Regions from separate parts of the Mus musculus genome. Here region 1 is linked to region 2. A link is a loop called in an ENCODE intact Hi-C map of the cell type or tissue named here. Cell type or tissue: heart. All regions are shown on one strand. Links, peaks and the distances in the headings refer to the core of each region. The heading gives the core; the rest is flanking DNA.

What was found. Peaks named below come from ENCODE experiments on the same cell type or tissue, not always from the same donor. Only the 100,000 strongest peaks of a DNase experiment are listed, where the experiment ranks them.
Region 1: a loop joins it to region 2, with 2.7 times the contacts of the local background. A loop is called at or near these places in 5 of 42 quality-filtered maps.

Annotation. Positions count from the first base shown.
Region 1 is chr13:73,964,517-73,974,470 of GRCm38, reverse strand. It overlaps Zdhhc11 (zinc finger, DHHC domain containing 11), which reads right to left. Exons shown (of 10, transcript NM_027704.3): 2 at 8,900-9,121; 3 at 690-868. Among named protein-coding and RNA genes, the nearest start is that of Zdhhc11, 5.6 kb to the right of the region's middle. In heart, for the core only: a CTCF peak has its summit at 3,783 (motif pointing left); DNase peaks (open chromatin) are centred at 3,220 and 3,700; H3K4me3 peaks cover 279 bases; H3K27ac peaks cover 1,611 bases.
Region 2 is chr13:74,187,216-74,197,169 of GRCm38, reverse strand. It overlaps Exoc3 (exocyst complex component 3), which reads left to right. Exons shown (of 13, transcript NM_177333.4): 4 at 3,881-4,562; 5 at 6,983-7,100; 6 at 7,884-8,009. Among named protein-coding and RNA genes, the nearest start is that of Exoc3, 17 kb to the left of the region's middle. In heart, for the core only: a CTCF peak has its summit at 4,349 (motif pointing left); no DNase peak of the experiment used is centred there.

The sequences.
Region 1 (9,954 bases), core at 538-8,537, 220 kb after region 2:
TCCATCTGAAGACAGTGGGGAACTGGAAGTCTGTAGAAAAGACAAGGCCATCTTGGGCAGAGAGATGAGCCTATGCCCATGGGCATTATTCCTGGAAGGTGAACCCAGGACTTCCCTGTAAGTAGGCTTGTTTGCTAGATGGGAGCCTGAAAGTTCTATCTAGGAGTTGAAGGCTGGTAGTTCACCCAGTGCCTACAGTGCCTTCCTGTAGCCAAGTCAGTGTGCTATCCTGCTCAGGTTCCAGGGACTTTGGACCTCATCAGGCATCAGTTGAAATTTCCTTCCGTCCTCCCCAACTGGAAACGTGAGATTTATCAGAAAAACCACAAGGATGTAGCATGCTTGCACCCCCACCCACCCACCACCACCACCACCGCCACCACCACCACCACCACCACCACCATCACCACAAAGGGCCTGTGTGTAAAAGATGACCTGAGAAAGACAACACTGGGCCTCAGACTGCAGCTCTTCACACCAAGGGAGAGAGGTATTGGGAACTGGGAGGCAGAACTGTCAGCCTATAGGGTAGGGCAGTATAGTGCAGCCTGCTAGAAGGCTGTGAGCACATGACTGAGCCCTCCATGGAGTGCCACAGAAAGCTAGTGCCCAGCAGCACCAGGCTCATCTGGGCAACTGTGGGGCCACGGGTCAGCAGGACTCTATACCCAAACTCCGACTCCACTCACGCGGTAACCTCACACAGGTGGCAGTACTGGTTCTGAATCACGTGTGTGTGTTTGGACCTGTCGAAGGCCGGCACAGGCTGCGTGTAGTCCTTTTTGAGTCGGACATTGGTGTCAGCTGGATCGATGGTAATTGCGATCAAGTGCACGATGAGGTGGAATATGAACACCCCACCCATCACCTGGGCTGTCAAGGAACACACAGCCCTGAACCTGGCTGACATGATGAAAAGTGTCTCCCAGTAGAACAGACAGTGTCAGAGACTAAGGAAAGACCCTGGGACTCCTAGTCATTGATGCCTGCAGCATCCGAGAGCATATCCCATAGAGACACTTACTTTGGAGAACCAGACAAGCCAGCTAACTACTGGCCACACTGTGCATAAGCCCTGAAATGTCTTATGTGGCCAGGGACAAAGAAAAGCCTTCAAAAAGAGCAGTTTATACCTTGGAATGATAGCTTCAGCGGCTCAAAGTGGTTCACCTGGTGGTGGGTGTTTTCCATATGGGAAAGGCCTAGGATATAAGTAGGACTAGGCCAGGCCAGACCATGCAATATTATGTGGGTTCCATTGGCAGTAGAGTTACTGTTGGCCACAACACAGGATATGTTCACCAGAAACATGGTTAGGCAGCAGTTGGCGGGTACTCTCCAACCTCAGTTTGAGTTAGAGCTTCAGGGACCATGAGATTCTCAGGAACCTTTGGGTTTTGCCCATCTAAGCCTATGTGACCACAAGAAGAAGGTCTTTGTCCCCTCCATTCCTCCTCCTGTCCCTGGGATAATATACAAAAGGAGGTACTAAGTACAGAGGCTTCCCCTCTCTTCCCCTGATTTCTGGGCCAGGTGGACCAGTATTTACGACATCTCTAAAGGAAGCCAACAAAGTCCCATGCCCAACAGCCTAAGCTTGTGCCAACAGGCAGGCTACCTTGTGCCAAGGCAAGAGAAAGGCCATAGGCATATACAAGAGCCTCTGCAGGGATTTTAACAGGACATGGATAGTTAACTCAACAAGAAGCCCCTTTTCCCAGCCCTTCTAAGAGCTCAAAGTTGCTAGCCTGGCTTGTAGTGCTGATTTCCAAAGCCATCCTGCATGCTAGGGTTGGATTTTGTGGATGACATGTGTTGGGGGGGAACCTTAATGAAGGTCCCAAAAGAATCAGTGATGTAGGATAATCCTGCAAGAGGCCCGTATGCTGACCCAAACCCTGGTGCGGGCCCTGTCTTGCTCTCTCCATCTTCCAGCATGAACTGGGCAGTATGCAGGATTCTGGACATGGACACAGGACTGAGAAGCAGGTTCAGAGCACAGAGAAATGACTGTGAGGAAGACAGAAAGCTGTATTCCAGGAGGACCAGAGTAGGAGCTGATGCAGGACTGGATGTGTGTGTGGCTGCGGAGGCTTTTAGTACCTGATCTATTTATTGTAGACCAGATTGCAGCTATGGTATAGGTCAGTGGGGCTGGGCACAGGGTAACTCACAGCTGTTGATGCTACCATGACAAGAGTATGGTCCAGCATCTGTTCCCACTCCTTGAAGCTAATTTGAGGGCTAATATGCTTCCCTCGTGGCGATGGGTAATAAGGAGCATGTTCAGAACCCGGGACATTGGTGGGTGAGGGTCCAGGACATAGGAAGTCTTATACTGCCTGGGTTCTGTCTCTTTCCCTGTGACACTAGAACAGACCAGTTCTAATAGAAACCAGTAGGCAGATAGAAAGCCCAAGAGGCAGGGCAAGTGAGGAGCAAGTGAGGTAAGGCTGATGTCAACTGCACAGGCCCTCTGTGACTATACCTCATGATACCCTCATATCTTCTCCAAACCACCAGCATCCATACTCATATTGTTGGGGCCTCCTGGAACACAGGCCAATTATAGGGAGGTTATGGCTGTAAAGTAGTTCTCAGGGTACAACTAAGCCAGGTTCCCTTGTACCTGAACCTACCAAAGAGACCCCAAAGGACAACCAGTCCCCAGCCGTCACATGGAGTACCAGGAGGCCACCCTAAAAGCATTTATCTGTCACAAAAAAACCCCTCTGGTCACAGAGGGGACTCAGATCTCAGCCACAATCTTCAATCTGTCCATCTAGAGCATGGAGCTTGCTTACAAAAAACAAAGTTACAGCACATCTTTTATCACATTCTCCTGTGCAAAGCTTGTCCAGGAACACTCTGCCAGCAAACTTTTTACCACTCAGTGATATTCCTGTCACCCATAGGAATCATGCTGGTGACCTTACTCTATTATATTTTGTCTCAGATGACCTGGTTGGCCACTCCCTACCACACACCAAGGTGACATTCCCAAGAGGGAACCCAGAAGAGAAACTTCTTCAGGATCTGCCCCTGTCTTCTCTAGAGCCTTGTCTCAGTGGATAGCTAAATGTGAAAGAAGCAGGGTGAGGTGTCCTCCATGGAGGCCTCCCTCCAACTCCCTCTGGAAGTTTCCATGTGGGAGCCTATGAGAACCACAGCTGGCTGGAACATTCCCTAGCAACAATCTGTGTTTAGTAAACAAACAAAGGAAGGGCGCCAGCTCAGGACACCACCCTTCTTAGCCTCCTCGAACTAGTGACCTCTCCCTTGTCCTGTTTCCGCAGGAAGAGGGGAGGCCCAGGAGGCGTCAACATTCTGATACTGTCTGGATTCGTGATTCCTCCAGGGCAAATTCTGTGGCTGAGCTAAAACAGCAGCCTAAGACACGCTGTTTGATGGCCGCCGCCGCCCCCCCCCCCCCTTAGTTCACATTGCCTTGGCACAGCCCAGGACTCAAAAAAAAAAAAAAAAAAGAAGATTTCTAGGCTAAAGGTTTGGTATTGCACCGTGGGTCCTGTTGACTAAACTGTGTTTATTATCTAGCCCTTTGTCAGAAGGGGAGGAGTCCCACTGGCGACAGGACCCTCACAAGCCACCAGCCTGGTGAGCCCTTTCTTATCTGAACCACAAGAAGGATCTTCAGGCTTGTCTCTGGCCTCAGTGTTTCCTAGGATCCTCTCCACAGAAAGTCCTAGCTCTTCTAATCCAGCCCCTCACTTCCCAGCCCCTCATGGTGCCTAGCAGGTGCCAAATGATGCTAGTGCCCTCTAGTGGCTACAAACTAATACTAGTTTGAGCATAATGCCAATGCAACCAGGCTCCCAGTCAGGATAGTAAAAGAATTTCGGAGCTGAAAAGCCAAGAAGGCTGTAGGAGCTCCAGTGTCTCTGGACAAAAGCTTAGACTGAGCTACCAAGTTGGTATAGCAGGGCTCGGGGAAGAACGGGAGCTGAGGCATTTAGGTGTATGGCAGGAATGGCCCACTGCAGCAAACACAAAACCACCTGAAAGGATCCAGGGCCAAACAGGGCCAAGTTAGGAATAAAAAGAAGAAAGCAGTGATTATCAGGCAGTATGTGTCTCCTTAACATATCCACATCCTGACACCATCGTTGGCAGACCTCATTTGCAACAGAGTCATCACAAACCAGGTAAATGAGGCCACTGGGAAGAATCCTGTCCAGACCTTTAAAAAATGGCAACTGTAGACCAACAAGGTGATTCAACAGCTCAAAGGGCTTTCTGTGGAAGTCTGACAGCCTGGATCCTGGATCTCTAGAGAAAGAGAACCGAATCCTGAAAGTTGTTCTCTACAGGGATAGTGTAGAGGGCTGTCCCTGATTGTGTTGCCTGCCTGTGGATCCTGTTCTGGGCTGCCTTGCCTGGCTTCAGAGGAATATAGGATGTGCTGGGTCCTGCGGTGACTTGATGTGTCAGGATGGGTTGGTACCTGGGGTGGGGGTTTCTCCTTCTTGGAGGAGAAGGAGAGGATTGTGGGGAGGGGCTGTGTGAGGGGGGGCTGGGAGGAGAGGGGCAGCTGCAATTGGGATGTAAAGTGAGCAAATAAATTAATGGGAAAAAAAAGATAAGAAAGTTGTCCTCTGAACTCCACATACATGCTATGGTGAACGGACCACACACACAATATTTTTATGGGAAACATAGCAGACTGAATTCCCATGGCAGAAGGTGGGCCAACATCAGAAGACTGCATTCCCAGGCCATGGTAGTACTGGGTGACAGAGTACTACCCAGTGTCTTTCAAGAGAATGTGGAAAGATGAAAGGCAGGGAGGAAAGCTCCCTTTACAGGGCATAGATGGACAAGTTCAGGAAGGATGGCCGATCTAGAGATTTAGCACGGACTGTAACTAGGCTCCCACAGGTACTACACACTAATGGCAGCGGGTTGTGTTAACACCTGTATCATACTCTTGCTGAAACTTCCTGGTCAACCTGACAGGCCACGGGCTACCTAACATCTCAGAAATGCCACAGCCAAGCTCAGACTGGCAATCGCCATGCTCCAGTAAGGAGACAGAGAGTTTCTATCCCTACATTCAAGACTCAGAGCTGACTAGATTCTGGGTTTTTTAAACTTGTATAAGGGGTGTTTGGGAGACATTAGAAATTGCTGAACTATTGCCTGTTTTTTACCCATGCTAAGGCATTTAGTGAGGGTGCCATGTCTGGTGTTGCATAGAAAGAAGCAGGGCATTGAGCTATGGGCTGATGACTTCAGTATAATCTCTTATCCCTCGACATGGTTGTAGGCCCAGGAGGCCAATAGCCTACATTAAAGAGCACACAGGAACTTATGGCATCACTTTTCAACTCTGCAGACCTAGGGGGCTTGAGGGCTCTTGGTTAGAGGAGGCTACCCCAGACAGATGCTATTGGGGGACAGAGGGCCTGGGTGTCAGGACACAATGGAGGCTCAGTAGGCCAACAACAAGGTCTGGAAATTCTGGAGGACAAAGGAGGGTACAGCAGAGTTTGTGGGCTCCATACTAGGTATAGTGAGATGGGCCACCACTCAGAGTTGGAACTTGTCACCCTGATGAGAAGAGAAGGTTGGTGGAGTGCTGTGTATTTCAATAACATGACTCAGGTAGCTACACCTTTCTGTATCCCTCCATGGTGGACATTTGAACTTCCACATGGCTTAGTCTCTCGTGGTTTGAATGCCCACTCTATTTTGGTGACCATATAGAACCTGGGCTTTAGCAAAGACTCCTTTTGGAAGAGGATGCTGCTGGCTATTTGGATCCTGGCCATGGGGGAGCCAGGGATCTGAAGCTCTTCACGGAACCTGTAGTTGATGCCTGCAGGACATCCTCAGCCTGTCTCTCCCAGACAAGACCTGACATTGCAAGATCAATTGAGTAAAAGTGTGTCCAGGGTTCACATGTCTGGAATATATGTGCCCGGGATGTGTGCATATTCAGAGTGCATGTGCCAGGGTTATGGGGGCAGGGGTTCTTGGTCACAAGTGTGCTTGAAATGTACATATGCCCAGAGCATGTGTATCTGGGATATGTGCATATATGCCTGGAATGTGTATATGCTCAGGATGCATGTACAGGGTGAAGAAGTCTTCCCAGGATGCGTGTGTGCCTGTGATGCGCATACTGAGATGTATATGTGGTCAGGGTGAATGAATGTACCTGGGATGTAAGTATCACAGATACATGCACGTCCACAATGTGGACATATCCCAGGACATATCCCAGGATATGTATTTCCAGGGTTGCACATTGCCAGGTTGTCTGTGGGCTCACAGTGTACCTTCCAGAGGCATCTTTGGTTTATCTCTAAAAATAAGTCTTCTATGTAGCAAGACTACATGAGCAACTGCTCTGGGAATACAGGCAATGAGTGGCCTTCTTAGTTATGATTTCTATTGCTGTGATGAAAGCATCATGACCAAAGCCACTTGGGGAAGAAAGGGTTTATTTCATTGTACATTTCCAGGCAATAGTCCATCACTGAGGGAAGTCAGGGCAGGAACTCCAGCAGGACAGGAACCTGGAGGCAGGAACTGAAGCAGAAGCCATGGAGGAACACTGCTTATTGTCTTACTTATTATGGCTTGTTCAGTTTGCTATCTTATGCCATCCAGGACAACATGGCCCAGGGAAGGCATGGTCCACAGTGGGCTGGTCTCTCCCGCATCAATTATCAATAAAGAAAATTACCTACAGACTTGCCTATGGGCCATTTTCTCAATTAATCTTCCCTCTTCCAAAATGACTCTAGCTTGTGTCAAGTTTACAAAACTACCCAGCACAGTCCCCAAACTTTCAGGAAAAATATAGTAGCATAACCCTAAGTATATGTTGAGGAAGCCAATGACCTGCATTTCCACTTAAAGGTGAGAATCCCAAAGTTAGTTGAAAGAAGGAATAATAAAGATAAAAGCTGGAAAATTAAAGATAAAAAGAGGCCAACAGTCAAGAAAAGTAGTAAACTGTAAAGGTGTGTCTCTATAAGAAAGCCAGGGTGGTGATGCACACATGCAATTCCAGCATTGTAGAGGCTGAGGCAGGAGGACTGGATGTTCACAGTAAGTTTCAGGTAAAAAGAAAGAGGGTGGGTGAGGAAGGAGGGGGAAGAAGGAAGGAAGGAAGGAAGGAAGGAAGGAAGGGAAAGAGGGAGGGAGGGAGAGAGGGAGGGAGGGAGGGAGGGAGGGAGGGAGGGAGGGAGGGAGGGAGGGAGGGAGGGAGGGAGGCAGCCAATGAAGACATGTTACTATATGTCCTGAATGTAATACACACCTAATTCTATCACTTGAGAGGCTGAGCCTGGAGGACCACAAGTTGATAGCCATATTGGGCTATACAGAAAATCCTGTCCAAAAAAATTGTATCCTTCAGAGAGAAAATGAAAAGCATAGGACATATTGAGACTAATTTTATTCTAAGAAATTTGACATTTTCTTAGACATTCTAAGAAATTTCATGAGAAACACACCTTACTAAAATGAACATAAGATGAAGCAGAAAACCTGAATAACTTTTTGCCTGCTACATTGAATTCATTCTCAAAAGACTTCCCACAAAGAAGTCTCTAGCACTACGTAGAAAAGAACCAGACACAGCTGAACTGGGAGACATTCTGCTCCAGTTTCTTCAACCAAAGACCTAGAGGTGCCACACTGTGGGAAGCTTCACGTACCAACTACAAGTTATGCTACAATCAGTGCCCTGGGTTCAATCCCCAGGACTCCCTGTAAAATAATAAAGAGAACTGTGGTACTGGTAATAGGGATATTAGGAAATGAGTGATGGAGTTTGCTGTGTGCATTTCCAGGAAGATAATAGTATAGTGGTTATGAGTGTAGGAGCCAGGTCCCAATATAAACCACAGCACTTATGTGTGATAGTTTCTGACATCTGATGTTTTGGTTTTTTTTTTATTTTTAAAGATGCTCCCCTGAACATGCATGTAATAAATGAAAGACTTGCCATTTCTAACTGCTGTCATGGGTGACTGTGAGATACTACTGTATCCATTCTCAGCAAAGCTGACCCCCAAGATGTGACAGTATCTGCCCTGGCTCTTGTAACAGTCACTTGGCCCTGTGTCCTGAAAGGTCTCCTTCCACTACTCACATATGCCTAGTTCTCCTAACTCCTCGGACCTGCGGAATGCCATCCAAAGCAAAGTCCTCTATAGAGAGCCTACACCCAGAGTATGTAATGCCGCCCAGGTCTCAACTATGGCTTGTGGATGCAATTTCCTGAGCATAGGTCCACTTTGCACCACTGTGGCACTGGTTCTAAGTGGATTGACCCCTAAGGGTCTGGTCTCCCTGATCAAATGCCCACCCTGATATACACCATGCCATAAAGAAGTGAGTATGGATCTAGATCTTCCCACTGCCCTGGGGAACCATCTCTAAAGGCCTGTCCAGGAGCAGGGCTCCTGTCTACTTTCCATGCTTTAGGGATGGGCTCTATAGGGCTAACCAAGCACACTAGCAGGCTGTGAGTCAGTGACAGCCAAGTTATATGCTTCTGAAGTCCTTTCTTATTGATTTGGCTACTCTGTGAGTCAACAGAGAAGGGCCTTTCTGTACACTGTAAGAAATATGTGACTGCAGTCTATACCTGCTTCCCTTTCCTTGGGTCACCACTTCCAGGAACCCTACTTGTCACTTTATATCTAGCAGACTCTAACATTCAATAGCAAGAACACCTTCTATCAGGAAATATGGGGTCATAGGGCTGACTTCAGGGCCACAGGAACTAATAGTCTAGGCAGAGACAGAGCCCACTGCATAGGCATGATGGGACTCAGGGCAATTCTCTTGAAGACCTTCAGAAACCCTCCCCCTTCCAAAAGACATGTAGCCCAGGGGCCCACCCTTCTAGTACAAAGGATACAATATTGGCAGCATATTTCCAGCTATATGGCAGAAAGGGGATGAAGATCCCAAAGGTGACAATGGACATGGCCAGGTAGGTGATCCAGGATATTGCCTGAAAGGAGTGGAGGGGTGGTGACCAGCCATTCACCCTAGACAGAGGGCGTGGTAGGAACTTCTTCACATTGTTTTCCTGGGCTTCTGGGAGGACCCAGTTCTTGTTGATGCCACAGATGTTCATCTGAGAGACATAAAGGGCACAAAGCTGTCTATTCCTGGTCATAGAAAGAATGTCTTGCAATACCACTTGTCATTGTCAGGGGGTTACCAGAACCTGGGCCAGAGCTGATATCTATATGACTAGGGTTTGCAGGAGATCCCTATCATGACAGATAGGTTTGCAGCTCCCAAAATAGTGGGCACAAGGCTGAGTATGTCTAACCCACACCTCTGTGAGCCCATATTTTCATGAATAGACCCCTTGGTTAGGTCAGATATGCAAGAGTACCACTTCTCTCCTTGACCCAATTCTGTCCCAAATGTTCAAGTGACGAATATTAGAAAAGACATAAAGAGAACAACACTGAGGTCTTCTTATATAAGAACCCAAATGCACCCACTTTCATAAAACCCTACTTCCCAGTACACTTCCTTCTAGAAAGGTACTGCTGTCAAGGGAGAGCACTCGAGAGGGGGCTCAGGACAAGGAGAGCAACGGTACACTGATTTCACAGGGAAAGGGACCTGGCAGTGAGCCAACAAGATGAGCCCCCATCTTCCTACCAGTCCCAAAGTTTAGCTTTGATAGCTGCTGTGTGGGGATATACATATCACACAAAGCTGCACACCACACATAGAACACACAGCTCCACAACATGCAGAGAGCACCACTCCCTACATCATACGTGTGCACCACACAAGTCTCAGGTCCCCGGCAATCCTCCTTTTTGCTACCTGGCATGCTCAAACTATCTCCTCTTCCTGGCTCTGTCTATATTCTGCCTGTGATACCTGTCAACATCCCCTGGCTTGTCTCCCTCAAAGTTACACCCCACCATCTGAACTGGAGTTTCT
Region 2 (9,954 bases), core at 689-8,688:
CATCTGTGGTGTCTTAGGGTTTGCAAGACAGCTGTATGAGCCCTTCTGACTTTTAAAGTCTCTTTTGAGAAGTCAGGTGTAATTCTGATAGCTCTGCCTTTTTGAGTTACTTGGCCTTATTCCCTAGCAGCTTTTAATATTCTTTCATTTTTCTGTACATTTAGTGTTCTGATTGTTATGTGGCAGGAGGATTTTCTCTTTTGGTCCACTCTGTTTGGTGTCTGTAAGCATCTTGTATGTTTATAGGCATGTCTTTCTTTAGGTTGGGGAAATTTTTTTGTATGATTTTGTTGAAGATCTTTTCTGGGCCTTTGAGTTGGGAATCTTCTCCTTCTATTTCTATTATTCTTAAGTTTAGTCTTTTCATAATGTCTCAAATTTCCTGGGTGTTTTGTTAGAAACGTGTTAGCTTTAGCATTTTCTTTGACAAATGCATCAATTTCTTTTGTTGTGTTTTCTACTCCTGAGATTCCATGTCGTGTATTCTGTTGGTGACACTTGTATCTCCATTTCCTGTTCTCCTTACTAGGTTTTCCATCTCCTCTCAGAGACGTGCTTTCTTTATTGCTTTCATTTTCATTTTCAGGTTTTGAACTGTTTTATTTCTTCCACCTGTTTGATTGTATTTTCCTGATTTCTTTAAGGGATCTATTCATTTCCTCTTTAAAGGCCCCTGTCATCTTCATAAGATTAGATTTAAGGGTATTTTTCTTTCAATTCAGATATGGTGGAATCTTTGCTGTAGTGGGATAGCTGGATTCTGGTGGTGCCATATTGTCCAGGCTTTTGTTGGTTATGTTCTTACGCTGGCCTTTAGCCATCTGGTTTTCCATGAACAGAAATAACTCAGAGAGCTATATCAACAAAGCCCACCAAAGCATGGATGCCAGCTCACACAAGCTGGAATCTCAGAGCACACTCCACAGTCTTCAGGCAGCTCAACAGGTTAAGGAGTGTCCTTCCAGGTGGCTCAGCTAGTCTTTGTTTCTTTCAGGGACCCTGCTGGTCTTTGTTCCTTCTAGGTAATTCAGCAGGTCTCCTTCCATATGGCTGGGCTTGACTGAGAGTTCCTGTGTTTTCCTGTATTGCATAGATCCTCGGTTTCTTCCATGCCTTCTGCTAGTTTTGTCCTCACTGAGAGGAGGTACTGGTCTCCAGTGCAATGATCCTTACAGAGCCGTGCCTCTCCTTTTAGTTCTGTCAGTTTTTGCTTCATATATTCTTGTAGCCTGTTCAAGATGCAGAAATGACACTAATTGCCATAACTGTGTAACTGTACCATCTTGTTAATAGATGCTTCTGTTATATCCTCCTTCAATTTACTTAAAGCTGTTTTGTCTCATGTTTGACTTTTCATTACTGTTTACACGGGCAATCTTTCTCTAATATTCTCAGCTTAAGGGTAGTCTTTTGTAGACATGTATGGTTAAATGACTTTTTAAAAATTACATTTATATATGTGTATAAGTGTTTTTCCTACATGTATACATATGCACCATATGCAATGCTTAGTGCTCAAAGAGGTCAGGAGACAGTGCAGTATCCCTTGGAACTAGATATAGATGGTTGTGAGGGTTACAGGATAGATGCTGAGAACTGAATCCAGGTTTTCTGGAACAGCAGCAAGCGCTCATAAACATTGAATCATCTTTCCAGCCCATGATTAAATCACTTTTTAAATTTTTTTCTGCCATCTATTTTAATTGGAGAGTTTAAACTGCTTATAGTTAAAGTAATTACTAGTAAGAAAGGTTAACGTAAAAAGGTTAAAGTAAAGAAAAGTTAAAGTAATTACTAGTAAGAAAAACAAGCTACTGTTTGCTTTTCATATGCTGATTTTTTTGTCCCTTACATCACATGCTATAATTTTCTGTGTTTTTCTAATTTTTTTCTAAAGAGATACTTAAGTTCCCATTTTTCTTTTCTTTCTTTCTTTTTTTAAATCTATTTAGATATTTTCCTTGTGGTTACTGTAGGACTGACATCTAATATCTTGAAATTGTTATCACCTCCAGATTGAATTTATCCCATCATGAATTCACCAACATGTAAAAGCTTTATTTCTATATAACTTCTTCCCACCCCTCTTCACTTTCTTCTTTATACTTTGTATATGTCCAAAAATGAACTAATAACTCTATTAGTTTTTCAGATCATATAGAAAACAAAAAAATGGGTTAAATACTTGGCCTTGTATTTACTTTTATTGAGATTTTTCCTACTTTGTTTTTGTTTGAGTCTTATTTATTTGTGTTGAGTTTTTAAGATGGTCTCATGTAACCCAGGCTGGTTATGAACTTGTTATATAGCTAAATATGACTTGAGTTTTTGGCTCTCCTTCCTCTATCCAACAAGTGCTGGAATTACAGGTATGTGTCACTATTCCTGGCTGAAGTTTTTTTTTTTTTACAACTCCCAGTTATTGTCATTTCATAAGTTACTGTCTAATGTTTTTTTTCCCCACAGAATTCCCTCTAGTGTGTCCTACAAATAAGTCTAATCATAAAGGTTTTTCATCTTTCTCTTATTTTGGCATCCTAATTTCTCTTTCACCTTTGAATGATAGTTTTGCTGGATAAAAGGTTCTTGGTAAAAGCGGGTCTTGGTGACTCACAATTGTAGTTCCAGCATGTGAAGGCTGAGGTAGGAAGATTATTGCATGTTTTTCAGTGTGGGCTACAGATTAAGACCCTGTCTCAAAGGATGATAAAAAAGAAAAAAGAAGAAAAGCCATTGCTAGTTGGTAGTAGGTTTTTGTTTTTAGTACTTTCAGTGTATCTAAAAATACATTTTAATACTAAATACTTAGATATTTAGTGCCAGATACATCTGGTGTCAAGAATTTCTGATGAGAAATTTACTAGTGACTCTATTTAGGGTACCTTTTCTTCTCTTACTGCTGTTACAGCTTCATGACTTAGTATGGGTCCCTTGACTGGCAGGCCATTACCTTGCTTGCCAAGACATTTACATTCATGTCATCTATCAAACTTTGGAGCTTCCAGCCATTCATTCTTCTATCTTCTTCCTTTGAAGTTACTACAGTATATATGCTGATCTGCCTTACAGGTCCATGAGATCTTCTGGGCTCTGTCTACTTTCTTTAGCCTTTTTCTTTCTGTTCCTGATAATTGCCATTATTCTCTCTTAACATTTTCTGGTTTCCTCTCCTGCCTGCTCAAATTCCCCTTGCACTCACTTTAGATAAACGGTTGTTTTAATGTTTATGTCTAAGTAGGCCTACTGATTTATTTTTGAATATTTATTGAATGGGGTATGTTTGTAGTGTTCTTTGTGGTTTTGCTTTAGGCAGTTGATTCTAACATGCTAAGCCTGGGCCCTGGAATCTGCCTAAGCATATATACATAGTGATTTTTCTGACACATCATGTACACACGTACACACACACACACACACACACACACACACACGTGTGCTTTTGAATGTCCTTATCTATTGGACTTCCAAAGGGATAGAAAGAAAATTAGAGAAAGGAAGGTAGCCAATCTCTTTATTTCCTGGAATTCACATTTTAGCAATAGTGGCTATAAAACAGTTAGAGGCAGCAGTCAATAATCAGAACACATATCACCATACTTAAAAGCATGGGTTTTTTTCTGAAGCCTACTTTAGCTCTGGAAAGAAGGAATTCAGTGCCTTAGAAAAAGCACATGTAGCTGAATTAACCATAACTCACTTTCCATCAGGCCTTTTATGGCTAGGTTTATGAAGATTTCTAGCCTTTCATAGACTCCATAGATCAAAGCCATTAGGGTCTGTCAGGGCTTCTGTCCAGGTGGGAAGATGGATGCCAGGTCCCTCTTGCTTTACCTGCTGTCATCTCTGTGTTTTCACCAAATCAACTTGTACCTTTTTCTAGTGCCTGAGATTGTGAGGGAGACCCAAGATCTCATCGAGCAAGGGGCCCTCCTGCAAGCCCACCGGAAGCTAATGGATCTGGAGTGCTCTCGGGATGGGCTAATGTGTGAGCAGTACCGCATGGACAGTGGGAACAAACGGGACATGACCCTCATTCATGGCTACTTTGGTAGCACACAGGGGCTCTCTGATGAGCTGGCTAAGCAGCTGTGGATGGTGCTGCAAAGATCACTGGTCACTGTCCGCCGGGATCCTACCTTGCTGGTCTCCGTGGTCAGAATCATTGAAAGGGAAGAAAAAATTGACAGGCGGATACTTGATCGAAAAAAGCAAACTGGGTTTGTTCCTCCTGGAAGGCCCAAAAACTGGAAAGAAAAAATGTTTGCCATCTTGGACAGAACTGTGACAACTAGAATCGAAGGTACACAGGCAGACACCAGAGAATCTGACAAGATGTGGCTTGTGCGCCACCTGGAGATCATTAGGAAGTATGTCCTGGATGATCTCATTGTTGCCAAGAACCTGATGGTCCAGTGCTTCCCTCCTCACTATGAGATCTTTAAGAACCTCCTGAGCATGTACCACCAGGCCTTGAGCACTCGGATGCAGGACCTTGCATCAGAGGACCTTGAGGCCAACGAGATTGTGAGCCTCTTGACATGGGTCCTAAATACCTACACCAGGTAGAATTTCTTTTATGTGTCTTTTTATCTAGAAACTTCTTTTTTTCTGCTTTTGCACACTGATCAACAGCTAACAGACAGTCTCATCCATTTTGAACCCATGTCTTTTTCTGGCTTGTGAAGGTCTTTCTGTTCTGCCTGCTGGTGACTTATCCTTCAGGATGAACTAGCCTGTCATGTTGGCACAGTATTTCTCCATGGTCTTTCCCTTTTCCCTCGAGCACTCAGTTGTGCACCATGGTGTTATTTTCTGTGTTCACTGTGTGCATTCTTGCTTCTTCACAGTGATTTCCTGAGACAAGTACAGTATTGCAATGTTTTGTAGGTTGGGAGCCTATAGCCCTAGGAAATTCAGTGACTTTTTTAGAGTCACCAGGTTGGTAAAGAGATCACAGCCTTTGTTTTCCTCACCAGTACACTGTAACAGTTAATTATTCAGATACAAACAGTTGTACACCAACTTAGTAGCCCATACCTGTAGTCCCTGAACTCAAGAGACTGAGTAGAAAGATGGTTTCAGCACAGTCTGAACAGAATAGCAGGACCTATCTCAAAGAATAAAGAAATAGCAATGAGAATATATAGAAAAATATCTAAACTATATAGAAAAATCGGTTACTCCTTTTGTATTGTAGCTTGAGACTATTGTTTTATGTGAAGGAACTGGGCTACTTTATGCATGAAGTAGTTATGTCAGTGGAAGGCTATTGTGAGATGCTTTAAGTTTAGGTAATTAAAATGGTTATTAATTTTAACTTTACTTTTATGGATAGAAAACAGTGCTATGCCCTTCTTGTTACCATGGAGAAAGAAAGCATGATTTAACAGTGAGGTTTATTTTGTGTATGTGTAGTTTTAACTTTATAGTAGAGTGTTTCTCTACCTCAATACAGAGAACTATAAACAGAGTGAAATTATTAGGCATGGGTGATGATCATTATTTAGTAATCTTTAAAAAACATGTATTTTATTACTCTTAATTATATGGAGATATGTATGTGTCTACATATGGTTATGTATACGTGAATGCAGGTGCCTTCAGATGCCAGGGGTAGGTTCTCTGAAAATGGGATTACAAATGTCTGTGAGCTGTCTGACATGGGTGCTGAGAAATAAACTCAGGTTCTCGCAAGAACAGCAAGTGCTCTTAACCACTGAGCCATCTCTCCAGCCCCATTATTTTGTAGTGTTTATATGTATAGGCCTAGACTTTATGCCTTTACTACTTTATGAGGTCCAAATAATCTCCATTATTCCATTCTCTGGTCTTTCACATTGTATAGCCTACACCATAGTATGTCATGTGTCCTAGACTTTTGTGAACCCAGTTGAATGTACATGAGACAGGTGGTATACTGTGATCACATCCATTTGGTAGCTGAGGCACAGAGGGAATAATATTTTTACTTTTCATAGCTAGTGACATGGGAGCAAGATTCAAAGCTGGAGACTGGGCCCTTACCCAGTTCTGTATACTGGACTGTGATGTGTGTTTATGGAACTTGCACAGCTCTTTGGCTCAGTTGTCTTTCTCTTGAGCCGTGCTAACTGTGCCTTTGTACTTCAGAGTTCTCTTCACATTGATCATATATGCTTTATTACACTGGACCGTGCAGAATTTGAGCCATGTTTCCTCTGTAAGCACAGGGCATTGGGGTTTTGGTGCCAGATAACCAAGATTAAACAAGTAGTCTTTTAATATGTGCAGGTTTTCATGAAGTTCTTTTTCACTCAGAAAGAATGCTATTCTAAATATATATTTGAATATAACTCATATCGGTGTTTTGAGTGATGAGTCCTAGACTTTTGTGAGCCCAGTTGCATGCACAAATATATTTTCTATGAAACTTAGCATTTGTTTCCCTGCCTTGTGCACAGTAAAATGAGTGTTATCTTTCTTTCCTTGTAAACATGTTTCCTTCGGTAACATTTATTTCTTGCCTTAGTCTCACCCTCCTATAGGGATTAGTGACTTTTATGACAGTGTTTACTGTTCCAAAAAACAACTTGTCCATTATCTTCTTACTTAATGAAGTGTGACAATTTGACAATTTCTTTTTGCGTGGTCCTGGTCTCAATTATAGAGACACAGTGAGTTCAGACAGACTTTTGTGGACGATTTCCTGCATTTGAATGCAAGCTCCCTATGCTTCTGGCACAGTGTGAAGAAGCCATATTGAGATTACATAAGTGGCTGTGTAGCCTGTATGGTGATATCATAGAGTGGCCCCCAAATCCTTGACCTTTCATTCTATGCTTTCCATGCATGGTCTTCCTGATTTTGTGGAGTTGTAGAAGTGTCAGCATTGAGATCTCTAGGATAATGCAATTACATGTCTAGCCAAACAGGTAGATTCACTTGAGAGTATTATCTGAGTATGCTGCTGCGTTTTGTCGTTTACATGTGCTTTTCACTGCAGTGCAGAGATGATGGGGAATGTGGAACTAGCCCCAGAAGTGGATGTTAGTGCCCTGGAGCCCCTCCTCTCTCCAAACATCGTCTCCGAGCTGCTTGACACATACATGTCAACACTCACGGTGAGTAGAATTAGGTTGCAGGCCCAGAAAATGCTGTGGTGGTTGTCTGTCTGTAATGTGGTGAGACATCTGAGCTAACTCTCAATAGATTAGCTGTTCCTCAAATGGTCTGGGCATGTACCTGTAAAAGAAGGGATACCTGACTCTGGCCTGGGTCTGGAGCTCATTTGAATGTATTTCACAGATATGGGAGTCTTTTCTGCTGGAGGACCCAACCTGTGCCACCTATCTGGCTAGCAAGACCTTATGTCTAAGAGAGCATGAGCCACCTTAGCAGTGTGTTCCAGAGAGAGGTGGCAATTTGGGGACAAAGGGGTCAGTCTCACATCATCCTCATAAGCATTAAACAGTCTCAGTAAGATGGAAGAGTCAGCAAAATGGAATCTAAGCCACTACTGAGAGTCCCTGGGTTCTGCAGAGCTGTGTTCTGCTGTGGCCTGAGATGACTGGGCTGCCAAGTCTGTTCTCTAATGTCCTGGGCCTAACCATCAGATGCTGGACTCTGGTTTTGTCCTCCAGCATAATTTTTATCAATAGTCCTCTTGATTCTTTCTCTTTTTATCTATAGTTAGTGTTTTGTTGGTCCACATACGAAAAGACCAGCATGAGAATTGCACACCAGTGAGCTGCATATAAAGTGTCTGCTCTAGCAGGCTCTGTGTTTGGAAGCAAGGAGTGCTGTGAAAAGCTGTATCTGGTCTGTGCAGCTGCAAGTGCTGCAGGGAGAATGTTGGATATAACTCAGAGCCTGTTCTTTCCTTTCCCATAAATCCAAACTCATAGTCCAACATCATTGCCTGGCTTCGGAAAGCACTGGAAACAGACAAGAAAGACTGGAGCAAAGAGACAGAGCCAGAAGCAGACCAGGATGGTTACTATCAGACTACACTTCCTGCCATTGTATTCCAGGTACAAGTGCCAGATGTAAAGGTCCCAGATCCCATGTGGTTAATAGGATCTGCTGGTTTCATAGACAGCAAATACCTTAGACTTTACACTGTAGATGTCAAGTACCTGCTTTCCCTGATATCCCTGTCTCTGCTTTCTGGAGCTAAAGAAACAGGCTCAGAATTACACTCACCAAGTAGTGTTACCCAGGATCACTTGAGATTTTCTTTTTGTTTTAAATTAGGTATTTTCTTCATTTACATTTCCAATGCTATCCCAAAAGTCCCCCATGCCCTCCCCCCCTCACTCCCCTACTCCCCCACTCCCAGTTCTTGGCCCTGGCGTTCCCCTGTACTGAGGCATATAAAGGTTGCACCAATGGGTCTCTCTTTCCACTGGTGGCCTATTAGACCATCTTCTGCTACATATGCAGCTAGAGACACGAGCTCCGGGGAGTACTGGTTAGTTCATATTGTTGTTCCACCTATAGGGTTGCAGATCTCTTCAGCTCCTTGGGTACTTTCTCTAGCTCCTCCATTGGGGGCCCTATGATCCATCCAATAGCTGACTGTGAGCATTTCTGAACTGGAAGTTAATTATATTGGTTGTACCTGGCGCTCCTGTTCTGTGCTCTTTTACGTTCCATGTTGGTAAGTGGTCAAGTCTTGTCTTCAGAATGACACATAATTGAGTTTAGTGCACACAACCATCCTCATGGCCCCACCTCTTTGTCAGCCCTGTTGTCACATTTTATCATCTCATGGTTATAGTGAAAAGGTAAATATTTCCCTGCGGTAGAACTCAGGCTGAAGGTAACTAGAAAATTGTGTGATGGGCTTTTTTGTCCCCTGGAGAAATTGTTTAACTTCATTATTTTTCAAATAGTTTTATTGTTTTCTTTGAATTTGGACTAGTCCAACTTCCAGATAATTTTTTTATTACTTATATACTTTCTTTTTTGACATTATAATATAATTACATCATTTCCTCCTTCCCTTTTCTTCTTCCAGACTGTTTCATATAACCCTCCTTACTCTTTCAAATTCATGGCTTTTTTTTTTTATTAATTGCTGTGTATGGCTACACATATATGTTTAATGTCATGAATACAACCTGCTTAGTCTGTATAATGTTACTTGTATATATGTTTTCATATTGAATAACCAGTTGGTATCTTCTTCCCTGGGAAGACTATTTCTCTCACTTTTAGCATTCTAGTTCTTTGCCGCCAATTCTTTGTCTAGAGTTGAGGCCTTTCTCTCATCCAAGTTAGCGTGTCTATCGGTACTGTCCTTGTTCAGGGCATGTTTTGGCAGCCATATTAGTGAGACTTGGCTGGTACAGCTTCTGGCTTTTCTAGAAGAGACAGTCAGTCTCACAGCAAACTTGCTGTGTTTTGACTCCTGCAGTCTTAACTCCCTCTCTCCACAGTGATCCCTGGGCCTGAGGTGCAGGAGCTGTGCTGTAGATGCATCAGTTGGCACTGGGCTCCACAACTCTGTGTTTTGATTAGTTATTGTTTTCCATAATAGTCTCCATCTCTTGCAAGGAGAAGTTTTCTTGAAGAAGGGTGAGGCCTACACTTATCTGTATGTCTTAGTCACTGTTCTCTTTTGCTGGGTAAAGACACCATGCTGAAAGCAACTCTTATTAAAGAAAGTATTTAATGGAGGACTTGCTTACAGTTCAGCAGTTTCGTCCATTAGCATGGTGGAGAACTTGGCAGCATGTATGGAGCTGGCCCAGTAGTTGAGAGCTTTCATCCTGATTCACAGGCAGGCAGGCAGGCAGGCAGGCAGGCAGGCAGGCAGGCAGGCAGGCAGGCAGGCAGGCAGGAAGGCAGAGACATAGATATAGAGACAGAGCAGAGCTGTTGGTTACCACTGATGTATGAATGCCAGCCACTACTGCATCTGTACCCTTCAAAGGCTTCATCTAGATCTGTTGAGATAAGCATGTGATTTTT